Linked DNA regions of Homo sapiens: region 1 is linked to region 2. The links are chromatin loops, found by intact Hi-C in ENCODE. Cell type or tissue: heart right ventricle. All regions are shown on one strand. Each heading gives the region's core, and the rest is flanking DNA. Links, peaks and the distances in the headings are about the cores only.

Region 1 (5,383 bases), core at 165-5,164, 210 kb before region 2:
AAGATAGCAAGCTCCCTGATTCCTTTGAGACTTGGGCTGTCTGACTTCGGGTGCAGGGTTCTTCATCTTCAAACCTGCCATTTGAAATACTGCACCTCAGGACTGCCTGTGTCCCCAGCCTCTGCCTCAGACCACACACCACTGTGAAGCCTGAAAGCATGCAACTCCTACCTGGCCCGGGCCACAGGTAACACAAGGGAATGTGATGGGAGCCTCTAGTGTGTGTGAGTCACAACATATACAAACACAATTCATCATGGTTTTGATTTCAACCTGCTGTTCTTTTTTCTGTTTCAGAAGAATGGTTATGCACATTGGCACTCTTGTCAAAATTTCAGTGATTCACAACAACAACAAAACACCCCAACTATACCCCTCCACCCTCAAATCGGCAAGAATGAAAGATAGCTTCTAATTTCATGGAGGATATTAATGACTTTCATTTTCCCTCATCAAAGCTGGCTGTAGGATCTAAATTTAGGTGGCCTTCCTGTTCCCATTTTAATATACACACCCATTATAAGCCTTTAAATGTTTAATGCTTTGCACCTGGGTGAGAGAAAGGGCCAAGCTGTTAAGCTCCTTGCTCTCCTTCTTGTCCTTCATTTATACTTCCATGACAGCCCCATTCAATGCTAACTCTGCTCCTCACTGTAAGAATATACAGATTTGGAGATTCCCTCAAAACCTTTAAAATGTTCCCACTACTAAATCTGATCCCTGGGGAGCTCAGCTGGGATTTCCCCATGCAGAGGGGAGAAAGGCAATGCGATTCTCTCCTAAGTCATTACCTACACCCAGGAGCTGGATACAGGCTGAGCTGGCTTTAGGTGAAATCATATAAGAAATGTTTATCTTCATATCCAAGCTATTTATTCTTTCACTCTTTTTTGGGGGGCCCTTTTCTCCTCCCAAGTTCTGAGAGCCACACTCTGGGAAATTTGCTACGTTCTTGATTTTTCTTTATGTTACTTCCAAATTCATCTTGTGAGCACTTCCTGAGACACTTCCCTGGTTTCTAAGAAGCCAGGTAATTAAACAAAATGAAAGAAACAAAAAACACTGAATATGTGCTGCCTCGAATGAATATTTGTATGGCACTGTGCAAGCTCATAGGTAGTAACCCTTGTTTGTCTTTAAAAGAACTAAAGACAGTGACTTTAACTCACAGAGTTGATCTCATGCTGAGAGCATCAGGCTAGACTGGATAAGTGGTCCTTCCGATGGCCCTAAAATCATGCCATGTACTCTCTAAGGGAATTATACCTAACAGTATCTTCCAATTTCCAAAAGTTGAATTCTCTTTAAAAATAAAAAAGTACACATACAAAAGATTTTAAGTATTTAAAAGTAGAAAGATCAGTACAATGAACCCCCATCTACTCATCCCCCATTTCAACAACTGTCACTAAAATTCTTACAAGTTTGACAAACAAATTGCCCTCATTCTAGCGGGAAAGTCCTGTATTGGGTAAGCCAATATATCAATAGCTTGACATTGTCAGGACACGTTAACCTACAAGCACCATGCTGATGTGCACACACATTTTTAAAGCTTTACTTCTTCTGACAGTTACGAAGCTCTTCTGAGATCAGGTGTGGAGGAAGCTCACCACATCTCTTCCCTTGGGAGGGTTCAACTTCACCTAATTACAGACATAAGCTGAATATGAATTTGGGGAATCAATCAGTAGCAGGTTATGCAATGCCAATTAAAAATAACCTTTGAAAATACAAGATACCTAGATGTAAAACACAAAGTCCTTACATACTGAAACTCTTAAAAATGTTTTCTTAAAACACTTATTTCAATCCTCATTGGATTGCCTACCATTTGGAAAGTGCGGGCAAGTATTCTATTAGGGAGGATGAGTCTTTATTGAAGAGTGGTGGCTGTCGGGCTCAGGAATAGACTGCCTCAGTATCACACAGAAGCAAAGGCAGTCACACCATAAATGTGTGGCATGTCATAATACTGCCTATATTTATTATAAGACTTTATGTATATATTTTCACATACATACTTATATACGCATATACACATATATATTTAAAACTCATGCAGTCCTGAACTTCACATTGCATGATGCATTTTCTGAACTCAGTAAGTCCCTGTTCCCAAGATTCCCAAACTGATTCACTGTGAAGCCTTGCTCATATGATCACCATCATTTCATGCACAGCCTGCTTTCCATGAAGATTGCTGCAGCCCTGGGCGAGGCCCTGTCTAGATTGAAAGAGACATCGATGTGTCTTCCTGCAGCCAGCCTTGCCTGTTCCCACCTAGCCTTCATATAGCTGCCAGATCTATTTGCTGGAAACCATGTCAGATCATATAAAATGTACCTTGAGTCCCTTTCATGTCTCTCCGTTGCTTATAGAATAAATTCACATTCATCAAATTGGCATGTGAGACCCCATGCAAACAATGTATCAAATAATAATAGCTACGATAATATCCTACATAGCAGAGTGTAATCGTTAACTCCTGTTTAATAGTTAACTATATAGACTTCTATGTTATAATTATATAATTAGTATATATGGTCAATAATATGAGAAGACGTGACCTATCTGAAGGAAGTACTATATTACCATTTTACAGAGGGGAAAACTGAGGCAGAAAGTGATTGGGTAGCTTTCCCAAGGTCACCTAGCTATTAAGTGACAGGATTGGGAGTTGGACCCAGGCAGCCTGGCTCTGGAGTCTGTGCCTCTCACCATTCCGTCCCCTGCCAGATCTCCCTTCTAAGTGCCTCCATCCCCAGCCCATCCACATTCTAGTGATTCCCTCCAGGCACACTGTACTTCTTTGCTGGCATCGCTTCCCCTATCTGGAAAACGCATCCATCTCAAGCTAGTGAAAGTTCCTTCTGCAGACCACCCAAGACCTAAGTTAACATCACTCCCTCCACATGGTGGTGCCCACGCCTCCTTTACACCCTTATCTGGTTCTGTCTTGTGTAGCTGGCTGTCAGCTGCACCTGTCTGAATGCCCGGCAGACCTCATGTTCTTTAGACTAGGGTGCCAGGCTTGTTCTTTGTCATCTGGGGGTTGGCACAGAGCTCCCAATCACCCTGTCACTGAGTTTAATGATACAAATGTGAAGACATACAGAGGCATCGCACACTGCAATGCTGGGTAAAAGTTTTCTCTACAAGAGGCAAACATGTGCTTTAAAATGACAACAATAATGAGGACTGCATGGAGTCCTTGCAGATGATGTCTTGCCTTTCCCCATGCCCCCTGTTTTTCCTACAAGTGGGGGCAGGGAAGAGAAGAGAGGAAGGGCAGCATGCCCTCTGCAGCCACAGCCATCCTGGCTTGCAGGATTACATAAAAGAGATGAGCCTAACAGTCTGTCAAGGAAGCAAGGAGGTCCCACACTCAAGGGCTAGCGAAAAGAAAAGAGAAAACCAGCCACCCCACCTTCGGCCTCCTCTAAATTGCTACCATCCCAAACCACTCCTACACTTTCTCCTCCCCACCCTGTGAAGACAGAAGTGGCCAGCAGCGTGCTTCGACAGTCAGCCTTCCTGGACTCTGTCCTTAACTCATTTAAGATCATCATTTTCCTATTAACTCTCCATGCCAAGAAGTCCTATCTCAGCAGTGTGGGTTTGGGATGTCACAGTGGGGCCCCTTGTTATTCAATTTCACTGGGTCTTCTGTTTTCCTACTTTGTTTAAATGGAATGTTTTTCTCCAGGAAAAAAAAAGGAGGGGAGGAAGAGAAGGAGAGAGGGAGAAGCAGGGAGGGAGAAGAAAGGAAGAAGGAGGAAAGGAAAAGTTAGTTTGCAAAGCTAGATTGTAGACCAGGAGGGAAGTCCTTCATATGTGGCAAGAATGAATAAAATATTTGTAAACTCTTGAGACACTGGCAAGGGAAGGTGTTTTCTCCACAGAGAAGAGGAGGCACCAGGAGAGGTATTTCCAGAACTAACGGACCATGTGTCCATGGGCCCCTTCACCACGTATTTCATCCAGCAGGTCGATTTGATGTGACAGGCAGGGTGCATCTCCAGGAAGCGACTCCCTCATAAATAAAGGTGGGTTTGAGTTGGATGTTTCCATACAAGGAAAAATCTGTGGCACACGCTCTTACCACTCAGACTTTGTCTCTACAAGTTTGGATTCCTGGAAAATGACACAGGGAAGGGTAACTGGGAAAAAGAACACCCGTCGGCTTCTCATGGAAACATCTGTTCTGCTGGAAGTGTTCCTGGAGCTGAAGGTGAGCTGTTGAGACCCCAGGTGCTAAAGCTTTAGCAGAAGCATTTATCCGCTCAGCCTCTCTCAGGCCCTGCCCTTCAGGGATGACCTGCTGGAGCACAGGCAGAGGTCTGAACCTCCTCCTCAGTAGGAAGCAGAGATGCAAAAGCAACAAACCTGGGACGTGAGTTGTAGCTGCAGGGGCTGGGAGCTCTGGGGGCCTCTTCCCCCAGCATCTATTCTGGGCTAGTGGGTCCCTGAGAGGCCTTCTTAGGGAACAGCCTCAGCACTCCCCATACATCACAGAGCCTCACCTTCCTCTAATGTGGAGAAAATTCATTTTCCCACTAGTGAGGTCAGTATGTGTAGGACTATACGGTAGCTTTCTGATGTTGTGAGAAAAGTGACCAAATTATCATGAAATTGGTAAACTTTATACGTGAAAAATCTCAAGTCAATTCTGAAGCCAAATGCTGTTTTCCAAGTAGTGTTAGAAGTTTAAATTAATCCCAGTGGGTTTTCCAAAGTGTATCACATGACGCTAGTCTCTGTTTGGGTATTGTTCTGGAAGAGAAGCTTTTCTTACCATGCACAAGGCCTAATTTGCTATCTTCCACCATGTGAGAAATATGCTTGGGGAGAAACAGAAATGAAGTTTAAAAAAACTATTTTTTTTATGAGGTAGATAAAGAGAGAGGCTGAAAAGAGAAGACAAGGAGAGGAGGTTTTTCGTAAGCCCTCTAATAAGGCGAGATGAAACCTTTGTTCAGGGTCTATTATGTGCTAGGTGCTTTTTGACTCATAGGAACTCTCAATAGTTCCTAGCATTAGAAGTAGTATCATTCCCATTTTACAGATGAGGCAACTGAGGCTCAGAGCACCGCAAGAATCATCCAAAAGTGAGTCTAGTATGTAGCTAAATAGAGTTGCAAACTCAGGTAGTTCTAGCTGCAGTGCCTGGGCTCTTTCCACTGCGCCATGCTGCCCTTCTTAGAAAGGGCCCTGGGCCAGGCACAGTGGCTCACGCCGTAATCCCAACACTTTAGGAGGCTGAGGCAGGCAGATCACGAGATCAGGAGTTTGAGATCAACCTGGACAACATGGTGAAATCCTGTCTCTACTAAAAATACAAAAATTAGCTGGGCATGGTTGTGCGCACCTGTAGTCTCAG
Region 2 (5,383 bases), core at 265-5,264:
CAGACCTCTCAGGATTTGAGGCCCTGAGATCCTCTCTGATTTTGAGAGGGGCTGAGATAAATGTGCGATGCATTATGCTACTCCAGAGCTGGAGTTTGATAAGGATACCAGAAAAATCATCCCACCTCTAAGGAGTTCTCTCGTACTAGAGAGCATGCAGGGTGGGCCTCTGGAGTCAGCTGGGAGCCCCTATATGATTTGAGAACAGTTTTATCCATTCGGACATTTCCTGGGGAGACATGGTCTCAGATGGAAGCTGTTAGCGTTTAATCAGTCCTACCAAGTTCAAGGTTGCCCAGTGCCTAACTGTCATATGGCTCTTTGGATTTGCAGCAACGGGGTCGTGGGACTTTGTGTGCTAAAATTTGAGTGAAGGTTTTGACATTTTAAGTGCTCTTGGGACACAGTGAGAGCTCACGGCCAATTTGCCTGACAGCCTAGCCTCACAGGCTAGTCACCTGATGACCTCTGGAGCCAGTGCTGTTCCATATTCTGCATGATCTCTTTCCAAGGAGACATCATCCTTTGTGCTTTTATCAGATGGGAACAATTTAAAATGTTTTGGTTGTATGTCTACCTTGGGTTTTTCTGTAGGAAACTTGGTTTCTGATCGGATATTGCTAAAGTATGCATGCTGGGAGATAGGGGAACAGGTATGAAGCTTTTTCAGGCATGACAAATCCCTCCTACAAAATATATTTATGATGGCTTTAAAAGCCAGGTTTTTGTTTGTTTGTTTTGAGACAGGGTCTCATTCCAGTTGCCCAGGCTGGAGTGCAGTGGCATAATCTCAGCTCACTGCAGCCTTGGCCTCTGGGGCTCAGGTGATCCTCCCACCTCAGCCTCTTGAGTAGCTGGGGCTACAGGCACGCACCACCACACCTGGCTAATTTTTTGTATTTTTAGTAGAGATGGGGTTTTGCCATATTGCCCTGGCTAATTTCGAACTCCTGGGCTCAAGCAATCTGCCTGCCTCAGCCTCCCAAAGTGATGGGATTACAGGCATGAGCCATTGCGCCCAGCCTACAAGCCAATTTTTTAGAACCTTCATTTCTTAGATAAATGAGGATGAAACAAACCTATTCCTCAGCAAAGGTATGCTATCAGGGTGGGGGAGTGGAAGGCATGGGGGAAACAGGCCCAACGTGAGTAACATCTACATCCCTTGCATGTTTACTTTTATACCAAGCATAGCTTCACTTTAGAGGTATGCACTAAAATTACCAGCCAGAAAAACCTTTTCAAAACTGGACAACGGAGTCTCTCTTTGGATAACATGATGTGGGCACCACAGATAATGGAAAAAATTACCAACATAGGCCCTCTGATTAGTGTTACAAATAGGGTCCCCTGGGGGCCTACCCTTGTCTGCTCTTGAGATTAAATGCTGTTTTGGGCCAAGCACGGTGGCTCATGCCTGTAATCCCAGCACTTTGGGAGGACAAGGTGGGTGGATCACCTGAGGTCAGGAGTTCAAGACCAGCCTGGCCAACATGGCAAAATCCCGTCTCTATTAAAAATACAAAAAAATTAGCCAGGCATGGTGGTGCATGCCTGTAATTCCAGCTACTCGAGAGGCTGAGGCCGGAGAATCACTTGAACCTGGGAGGCGGAGGTTGCAGTGAGCCGAGATCTCACCACTGCACTCCAGCCTGGGTGACAGAGCGAGATTCCGTCTCAAATAAATAAACAAACAAACAAATAAATAAATAAAATGCAGCTTTGAGGTACAACACTCATCACATGTCTCTCTGTCCTAAATGATGTATTTTCCTTTCACCTTCCTCTTTGATTGATTTGTTTTCAGGTAATAAAGTTAATAGAGCTTTCTGGAGAGGATTTCACAGTTGGTGGTGGAGAAGACTTAGCTACTTTAAATGACAATGAGATTATTTTGTAAAGCTCTTTGGAAAGGGTACAAAGGCACTTATAAATGTATCCATTATAAACCCCCTGAAAGATAGCAAAACTGCAAAGGCTGCTGGTTTTCAGCTGAGACGCCAGCGGTCACCCTGGATTTTTTTTTTAAACAAAAAATCATTTGAGTATCATAGGCTCTGGACTTTGCTTTTGAACTAGATAATCTTTGTGCCATCCTGCAGAAAAACAGCCACATTATTATTTAACATATGTTGCCCTCTAGCAGACACCTCAGTATTGCAAGCATTTTATTCAGAAATTGTTTTTACTTACCAGCTCTCTGGCAAGTTCACAGAAAAGCTAGACTTTCTCACCAGCTAAGATAAAGGATATGCAATATTTTTAAAAGTGTATTTTCCTCTGGGGATTCTTTTCCAAAGTAAGATATGGTGTGATATATATTCTAATTCTCTTTCTTTCTTTTTTTTTGGAAGACACAAAACCCCAATGTTGATTTCTGAAACACAAAGCCCCCAATGTCGATTTCTGCAGAAACTAGAAGAAACACAGAAAATTGAAACGAACCTACAAAGAGTTTGGAAATCACATATGGCCATGAGATCTATGGCTAGGCAGAATCCACAACATGGGAAGTCAGGAAATGAAAGGTAGTGAGCCTTCTAAGTCAACAGGGATTTCCTGAGCACCAGTTTTGCACAGCTTTGTTAAGTGTTGTAGGGGATTGGCTTGCAAACTGTTTGTGAGGTTGTGATTGGACACCTTGGGGACTGTTCCTCACCATCTCCATGCAGCCCCTTTGCCAGCCAAACTGAGCTTTCATGCCAGTCAGAAATGGTGTTTCCCTCTGAGCTCCTATGCCACTTTGCCACCCTTGGGATGCCTGCCACATGACACCATGCGCCACAGTTCTATGTGTACATGTCCCATCTTCCCATCTCTAAGGTTCCCAGAGACTCACTTGCTGAACTGCCATAGTGCAGCAGAGCCAGCCAGATCTGATTCAGATCCAGGCTTTGCCACTTAACCTGTCTTTGCACCTTAGTTTTCTCATCTGCAAAATGGGAAAATGCCCATCTTCATGACTATGTGGAAGATTAGAGAATGGCCTGCTCATAGTGGGCATCCAGTAGACGGCGGCTATTACTGACAAAAGGGGACTTCTGTCAATAATAATATGTACGTGCTCATGGTGCTGATGAACAAAGCTGCAACTGGATCCTTGGTTACTGTTTCCTAATTTACTTAAAGAGGAAAAAGTTGAAGGTATTTATTTTCACTTGGTAAAGCCTGTTTGTTTTTCTTAGCAATACATTTTCCTAGAGAAAAAAAGAATTTGATCAAGCAGATTTTCTTTTCCTATTTTTCAAAACAAGTACTATATGCATTTTGTTAGTGCATGAGTCTGCCAATTCTCATTGGCCTGGTATCCTCCTACGATTATGCTTGGACACCTATCACTAGACACCTAAGGTTTTATAAGACATGAACTGGCAAGTGGGAGACAAATGCATCCTGGGGGGCCATTATTAGAGTTTCAGTGGTTATGGCACATTGCTGCTGATAGATACACTAAAGGGCCTGATATAATCCTTGGTCTATCAGCTTATACAGTAGAGCTCGTCTAGGAAGATGTGCAGCAGAAAACCTGCCTACTCCTCCCTCTTGGCTGGTCTGGGGCCCCAAGTGTTTTATACAAAGCCTGGACTTGGCTCTGATCTACACAGAATTGAAGAGCAGATGGGCTCATATAAAGGAGCTGAGCCAAGGGAGATTAAGCAGCTCTGTTCTCTAGAACTCACTGCCACCACCAGGCGAAGGCTGCGGAGTTTGCCAGGGCAGGGCTGGACAGATACTGAAGGCAACTGGGATCTTCGAATGTGGGGCTTGGAGAGATCACCAATGGTTGTTTGTTAGAAGTTGAAGAATAGTGGGAATCGTAAGCCCTGGGTATGCAAGAGTGGTGAGCTTAGACGCTACTGGGCATGTCTTCTAGGGAAATTTCAAATATTCATGGGGGAGGTCCAAGGGAATGCTGCCGATCTTAAGTCACAGCAGCAGCCAGGATGCTCTCCCCTTGATTTAGGCATTGGTCCAGTTTCAAATGAACTCTCATGAAGACTCCACTTGGCAACTGTACTACACTGGCATTCAACCTGGAGGGGATACATGGGCCATTGTATTTACACTGCACTTTTACAAATGAGCAAGGTTGTTTTCACCTACTCATAACAATCATTTCTTTCATCTACCTCTTATGAAGACACCGCATCCGGCTCGATGCCATGCCCTTCATATTTTTAAATTCACATCCATGTTCAATTAGTGTAATTACAAAAATAAATTTAAAACCAATTACTCCCGCATATAATTATACATCTCACAACTCAGCATTTGCAGATAAAGGAAGCCATAGCTGTTATGACAATAGTTCCTAATAGCCTGGAACTGTGAATTAATTGCAGTTTAAGACGGCACCACAATGTAAATAGTGACATCGTTATTATTGCAAGATCACTGCACCACAAGGAAGAATAGGTTGCAGTGAAATTGTGGGAGAAGGGTCACTAGTTTCCATCAACATGTAACCAAATGGTGGGGAGATGGGCAAGAGTATGACATGAAATGACTGAAAAAGTTGGAGTCTTTAAGAAAAAAAATTTTGTTTTTAATCTTCCTGACCATTTGTTTCACTCACATCCACTCAAGTACTGAGGAGTCCTGGAGACTTCACCTCTGTGACAATGTGGGTCCTCACCTTGCCTCTCCACCTCCATTGCCTAAGTACTGCTATGCACTGATCATTTCTGTTTCCCCCCACCGTCTCCTCATGCCATCTTCTTCTCTCTATGCAGCCACCTGATGCATTTTGCTAAATTGAAATTTGACGGTATCATTTCTAGGCTTAAAATCATCCAGTGGTTCTTTATGGCTAGCAGGAAAGCGGTTCTCATGTTGTCAAGCAAACCTACAAGGACCTACAAGGAGATGTGCGGCTTCCTGCCTGCCATGGGTCATCTCCTTCCTCCTGTTCCTCCTACCGCTTGGGCATCCAGCACCCGGCTGACCTGCAGTTCCATGAGCACACTGTTCTTAACCTTTGCATGTGCCTGTGCTCCCTCTTTGTGGAGGACCACACAGAGGCTGGCCCCACTTCCCCACCCAGCTCCATGCCATAGTCACCTGCCCCATTCTTATCTGCCTTTCAAGATTCAGCTCACACTTCACCTCCTTTGCCAGACATTCCTTGACTGCTGCAGGCAGAATTGTCTCCTCCATCATATTTGCACAGCACCCTTTTTTTTTTTTAAATCTCTGCAACTGCACTTAGCACATTTTATTATTCTTTCCACGTATGCACTGGCTTCTTCACTAGACTGTGAATGCGTTAGGGACAGCCACCAAGCTTTCCATCCTATTTATCCCTGGGACTGAGCTCACTGCTTCATCTATAATAGGCAGTCTCCATATTATTGTCCAATTCTATTTTTAATTTCGGTTTATT

What was found. Hi-C counts contacts between places; a loop is a spot of excess contacts. Peaks named below come from ENCODE experiments on the same cell type or tissue, not always from the same donor. Only the 100,000 strongest peaks of a DNase experiment are listed, where the experiment ranks them.
Region 1: a loop joins it to region 2, with 10 times the contacts of the local background. A loop is called at or near these places in 21 of 110 quality-filtered maps.

What each region holds. Positions count from the first base shown.
Region 1 is chr6:13,118,610-13,123,992 of GRCh38, reverse strand. All of the region lies in intron 5 of PHACTR1 (phosphatase and actin regulator 1), which reads right to left. Among named protein-coding and RNA genes, the nearest start is that of TBC1D7, 210 kb to the left of the region's middle. In heart right ventricle, for the core only: a CTCF peak has its summit at 2,890; a DNase peak (open chromatin) is centred at 2,972; H3K27ac peaks cover 655 bases.
Region 2 is chr6:12,908,312-12,913,694 of GRCh38, reverse strand. All of the region lies in intron 4 of PHACTR1 (phosphatase and actin regulator 1), which reads right to left. Among named protein-coding and RNA genes, the nearest start is that of PHACTR1, 190 kb to the right of the region's middle. In heart right ventricle, for the core only: CTCF peaks have their summits at 2,149 and 3,679; no DNase peak of the experiment used is centred there.